2 separate regions of the Homo sapiens genome follow, and region 2 is linked to region 1. A link is a contact called in ENCODE Hi-C data. All regions are on one chromosome and are shown on one strand. Each heading gives the region's core, a stretch centred on a gene start or an enhancer-like site at or near the end of the contact. The rest is flanking DNA. Distances are from core to core; before and after follow the strand shown. Region 1 holds the start of ODF2L (outer dense fiber of sperm tails 2 like). Region 2 holds the start of GCLM (glutamate-cysteine ligase modifier subunit).

Region 1 (2,700 bases), core at 199-2,698:
CTGTCGCCCAGGCTGGAGTGCAGTGGCGCGATCTCGGCTCACGGCAAGCTCCGCCTCCTGGGTTCACGCCATTCTCCTGCCTCAGCCTCCCGAGTAGCTGGGACTACGGGCGCCCGCCACCACGCCCGGATAACTTTTTGTATTTGTTTTAGTAGAGACGGGGTTTCACCGTGTTGGCCAGGATGGTCTCGATCTCCTAACCTCGTGATCCGCCCGCCTCGGCCTCCCAAAGTGCTGGGATTACAGGCGTGAGCCACCGCGCCCGGCCCGGTTTGTTTCTTTAACCTTAACTCAGTTGCACTTAAAACTCCAAGAACCTCATTCATTCAAAAACACTTGAAACCGTACTATGCGTTGCGTGATGAGGAAACTGTCTTCGAAATAGATTTTATCCCCAACAGCAGCCCCAGTATGGTTATTCTCAGTAAACAACAAGCACCACCACTCACTAACCACCTACATTCGGTGCCACCTTAATGGCCCTGCGTTTACTTAATCTCGTATTACAACCACCCCAAAGTGATGATTACTGTTACAGTTATCAGTAAGGAATCCAGGAAGGTTCAGTGACCTAGACAAGGCCACACAGCGGGTTCAGTGGCAGAGCTGGGACTGAACACAAGTCGGCCTTTAGCACTCTCCACGACCCTAGGTCAATCCCGCACTACAGGGGTCGCCTATAGGGGCTGGAACCTAGAGGAATCCTGGAGAAGGAATTATTTCCTGAGGATTCCTGTAATATACCTCACTTACGAAGCCCCCAGGGCTTCCTACAATCTGATATATCACATGATGGGCGATTAAAAACCAGCCCAATGATTAAGAGGTCACTATTTCTGAAAGAAATGCAACCATATCCAGGAACGGCCCGGTCAGGACTTCGTTCTGCACAAGCCCACCTCACGCTAACATTTGCCCTGATGTCCCGGGGACCACACCCTTCCTAAGAGTGAGTCTCGCCGCCCTTTTCCCAGGCCAGGTAGTCAGCCTGAGGGAGGTGGAGGGTTTGCGCGGAGGGGGCTGGGTGGGCGCGAGGGCCTTTTACTTCCGGGACCCACCACTGCCCTCACCTCCAGACCGCTAAGGGCTCCCGCGGTAAACGCCCAGCAGCAGCTAGGCTCCCCACAAAGTCGCCCCCAACCCAAAAGGCGTACTTACGCCCCCGCCGCTGCGTCCGCACGTCGTCGTGACGACAGCCCGCCGTCGCCGCGATATAAAAAAAGGGTCAGAGGCGCCACGGCTGCTGCAATGGAAACCGTGGCAATCCTTCTTGTGCTCTGAGTCGGCTAGGAGGGAGCGGGACGCAGGGGGCACTACAGTGGGTAGACTAGGAAGGAAGGCAAGGGACGCGAGGTGGGAACCAGGCGAATTCCTAGACCTGCTTGCCGCAGAAGAGTGCCCGCTCAAGTGGAACAAAAGCGCAGCTAGTAACCGGCTAGTGGCTTCTCTGGCAACGGCGGCCCCACCCCTCCCGTCAGGCCCGCAGCAGGCTGCCGATTGGTCCGGGTTAGGGACGGCGGGCAGCGCCTATAGCTATTGGAGAGGGTGAGGAACGGGGCAGGGAGGGCAGCTTCGTGTCTATCCTTGTTTCTCGGGTAAACATTTTTTTTTAAGCGTTTGTTTATGGACAAGGACAGCATTTGTGTACGTTACCGAAAATCATAACCGAGCCCAACTAGAAAAAAAGGAAATAAAGCCAATTCCGAGTTTTCTGGCGCTTGGCCTGGTTGTGCCCTGCTTTTGCTTTTTAAAGAGAAGATTTGAAAACGTGAAGGCAACTGCGACCGGAAGAAACCTCCTTTTAAATGTATAGTAGTATTTTTAGCTGAGATGCCTCCCTGGGCCTCAGGTTTTTTCCTGTTAAATGAGGAAGCCTGAGGATGTTCTGCAAGGTGCCTTCAGGGTCTCAAAGTCTTTCGTATCTGTGCCACAGCCAGCTGGTCTGGTTTATAAAGTCCTGAAGAAGCAAAGCAAGATTTTAATTGGAAAAATATCTTCATTCAATGCCTCTACTTAATATTCATGTTAAGAATCGTACACCAACCTATGAAGTTCACAAGTAGAGTAACTGTCAACTAAGCCATAACCGTGGCATGCTGCTACCTAAATAATTGGTTTCACTAAAGCACTCCAGCAATGTTTTTCCACCAGTACTGTAATTGTCCCTTTCATAATTTAAAGCGGGAGACAGAATTAGTAAATTTTTTAGTAAAGGGCCAGTGATATGGTTAGGCTCTGAGTCCCCGACCACATCCCATCTTGAATTGTAATCCCCATAATCCCCACGTGTCAAGAGAGAAACCAGGTGAAGGTAATTGAATCATGGGGGCAGTTCCATAATCCCCACGTGTCAAGAGAGAGACCAGATGAAGGTAATGGAATCATGGGGGCCGTTTACCCCCATGCTAGTGAGTTCTCAAGCTATCTGATGGTTTTGTAAGGGGCTCTTTCCCCTCCACTGGGCACTTCTCCTTAACGAAGAAGGTGTCCTGCTTCCCCTTCACCTTCCGTCATGATTGTAAGTTTCCTGAGGCCTCCCCAGCGACGCTGAACTGTGAGTCAATTAAACCCCTTTCCTTTATAAATTACCCAGTCTCAGGCAATTCTTTATAGCAGTATGAAAATGTGCTCATACAGCCAGATAATATTTTATTAATAGGTTTTGCAGGTCATATGGTCTCTGTGATACTATTTAACTCT
Region 2 (2,825 bases), core at 15-2,514, 7.5 Mb after region 1:
TTTTGTTATTTTTTAAATACTAAAATTGTCCCATACCACCAATATGCACAATGTGCAGTGGATGACTATCCGCTCAGAAATGGCCAACAAATAGGTAACAAGTTTGTAATTCCAGATTAATCTCTGTCACCTCCAACTAGTGACTAGTCTTTTTATTTTCCAGTTTTTACAAAACTTTAATTTTTGAATTGATAGATTATATTTGTACATATTTATGGGGCACATGTGATATTCTGTTACATGCATAGAATGTACAATGATATTGTTACATGCATAGAATGTGTACTGATAAAGCATACATAGACGCACAGATAAGTGCATAAAATGTGTAATGACTAAAGTCAGGGTATTTAGGGTATTCCAAAGCCAAAATTGAGTGCTTACTCATTTGCCTCACTGCAATAGAGAGTCTAATGTCAACATTCTAAAAGTTAGGTGTACTATGAATACTACTTCATCTGAATGCACCAAAGGATAATCTCCGAAAATATTCCTTTACCTGGACAGGGTGGGGGAAGGAAGCGAGAGATGTGGAGAGAGACGGAGCGACGTCCTGGCCCTCTGTGACCTCCGTGCCAGGAAGAGGGACCCAGGATGTTTGAGAGTTTTGCTACCAGCCTTAAGCACCGAGAGAGGTGTCACTCAGTGCGCAGCTGCACCGGCTAAGTTTTTTAGACGCGTTGCCCTCGGCAGCGGGTTTGGACCCAAGGTCGCGTCGACACTGGCCTCAGCATCTGACCGCGGGCGGAGCCCAGGTGCGCGCGAGGCCCTGCCACCCTCCCTCGCCCGCGGGCGCTTCTCCCTTGCCGGAACCGCCCGGCCCCGCCCGAGGCCTGCCCCGGGAGCCCCGCGGCGAGTGTCGCCACGCTCACCTCCTCGCTGTGCGTGGACGGGCACTTCTTCCGCAGGCGGCCCCAGTTCAGCAGGTTCCCCGTCTGCAGGTGCAGGGTGCGGGCCCGCGCCAGGAGCGCCTTGGCCGCGCGGCTGTCGGTGCCCATGGCAGCGGCCGCCCAGGGGCCGCGCAGCGAAGGGGCTGCGGGCGGGCGGGCAGGCAGGCGGCCGCCCCACAGGACGCGGTGCCCGAGGCCCGAGAGAGACCCGAGAGGGAGCGCGAGGCTGCCGGCGCCGCGCGGCTGGAGCCTGGTCTGCGCTCGGGCCCGAGGGAGGCCGGACGGCGGCTGGGCGGCGGCGGGAAAGGAAGGCACCGGTGGCTGCGGCTCCGGCTCCGGCTACTGCGGCCGCAGCGGGAGAGCTGATTCCAAACTGAGGGAGCTGTTTCCTGGAAGACAATGACTAAGCAGAAATCGTAGCCGAGAAAGTGCTTCGTAACCGTTACTCATCCCGCGGCGGGGCAGGGGCGGGGCGCGAATGGGCTGCGGGACGCCGGCCCGCAAGTGACTGGCCCTTGGCCTGCGGCGGGCGTGGCGACGGGTGGTGCGCGGCGGGCGCGCGGGTCGAGAGAGCGTGGCGGCGCGGCCCGGAGCGCAGCGCGCGGCAGGGCTCCCCCTGGCGGTCAGAGGACAGCGCGAGGCAGACACCGCCTCCGCCTGGTGAGGTAGACACCGCCTCCGCCTGGTGAGGTCTCCCGGCGTTCAGGTCGCGGCTCCGCCCACGGCCGCCCCAGGGTGGGCTTCCTACACGTCTCTTTAAAGGGCAGCCTGAGCGGCCACCGGGACTCGGAAATGCTACGTAGTTTTCGTTCTCAGAAGCAGCTGTTTATGCGCAAGCGCCCCCTTCTTCTTTTCGCTTTGCTACCTTCAAGGACCTTCTCCCAAACTGCTAATTTTTCTTCATCCGTTAAAGGTCTATTGATTCACATTATTTGCTGGCAGTGTGTGAAGTCAACGAACAAGACTGAGTCTTTGCCCTTGAGACGCGTACACTCTACCCAGAGACAAGTTCTAAGCACAGGAAACAAGTAATTTTATAAGAACATCATAGGGCAGTTATTCTCCAGATGAATTCAGATTAAAGAGGACACTTGAGCCGGTGAGATCACAGAAAGCTTTTATCACCCACCCCTTTAGAGGTGGTCGAGATTATTTACCCCTATTAAATTTCACGTGTGGTGGTGGACTCGGTATAAACATCAAATTGAACATGTATTGAGCTTTCCTCAACAATCTTTCACATTCGTTGAGGTGAATCAGATTATTAAAGGCAAAATGAGATTCTCATTATAAGCGGGGACAATATAGCTATTGAAAAGAGAGATGAACCAGTTGGTAAAATGGTAAGAATTAGGGGAGGGATGGGAAAAAAGATCTTTCTAGGAAGTTAGAAATTGAGCCTGATGTTGAGTAAATATTTGTTGGCTGAATGAATGATGGTAAGAGTTCATTGAACGAGCTTGCGCTGCTTTTTTTTTTTTTTTTTGGATATTGATTTTTTATTATAGTGAAAGAGCTACCCACAAGCACCACCACTACTTAAACACATTTTGATGCACTGTAACATACAATTAACATTTGTTGTAAATAATTCCAACATATACAAAAATAGCAAGAATACTATAATGAAACCCGATATAACTATCTTCTGAACTCAAGATTGAATAAGATTTGTCTATACTTTTTGTTTTATAATACTTTAAGTTCTAGGGTACATGTGCACAATGTGCAGGTTTGTTACATATGTATACAAGTGCCATGTTGGTTTGCTGCACCCATTAATTCGTTATTTACATTAGGTATTTCTCCTAATGCTATCCCTCCGCCAACCCCCCACCCCATGACAGGCCCCAGTGTGTGATGTTTCCCACCCTGTGTCCAAGTGTTCTCATGGTTCAATTCCCACCTATGAGTGAGAACATGCAGCGTTTGGTT

Evidence for each region. Hi-C counts contacts between places; a loop is a spot of excess contacts on that map. Pooled maps may share reads with other maps.
Region 2: a map of CD8-positive, alpha-beta T cell shows a loop between it and region 1 (9-fold over the local background). The contact joins the promoter of GCLM here to the promoter of ODF2L in region 1. A Hi-C loop is called at or near these places in 2 of 168 maps with a recorded cell type or tissue (CD8-positive, alpha-beta T cell and naive thymus-derived CD4-positive, alpha-beta T cell) and 5 of 50 pooled maps.

Annotation. Positions count from the first base shown.
Region 1 is chr1:86,394,875-86,397,574 of GRCh38, forward strand. It overlaps ODF2L (outer dense fiber of sperm tails 2 like), which reads right to left and starts at 1,449. Exons shown (of 17, transcript NM_001366781.1): 1 at 1,159-1,449. RefSeq lists an enhancer at 1,374-1,423.
Region 2 is chr1:93,908,166-93,910,990 of GRCh38, forward strand. It overlaps GCLM (glutamate-cysteine ligase modifier subunit), which reads right to left and starts at 1,265. Exons shown (of 7, transcript NM_002061.4): 1 at 873-1,265. The coding sequence starts at 998. LOC124904221 (a long non-coding RNA gene) reads left to right here and starts at 1,427. Exons shown (of 2, transcript XR_007066230.1): 1 at 1,427-1,989. RefSeq lists silencers at 679-728, 779-1,138, 1,349-1,588 and an enhancer at 1,629-1,788.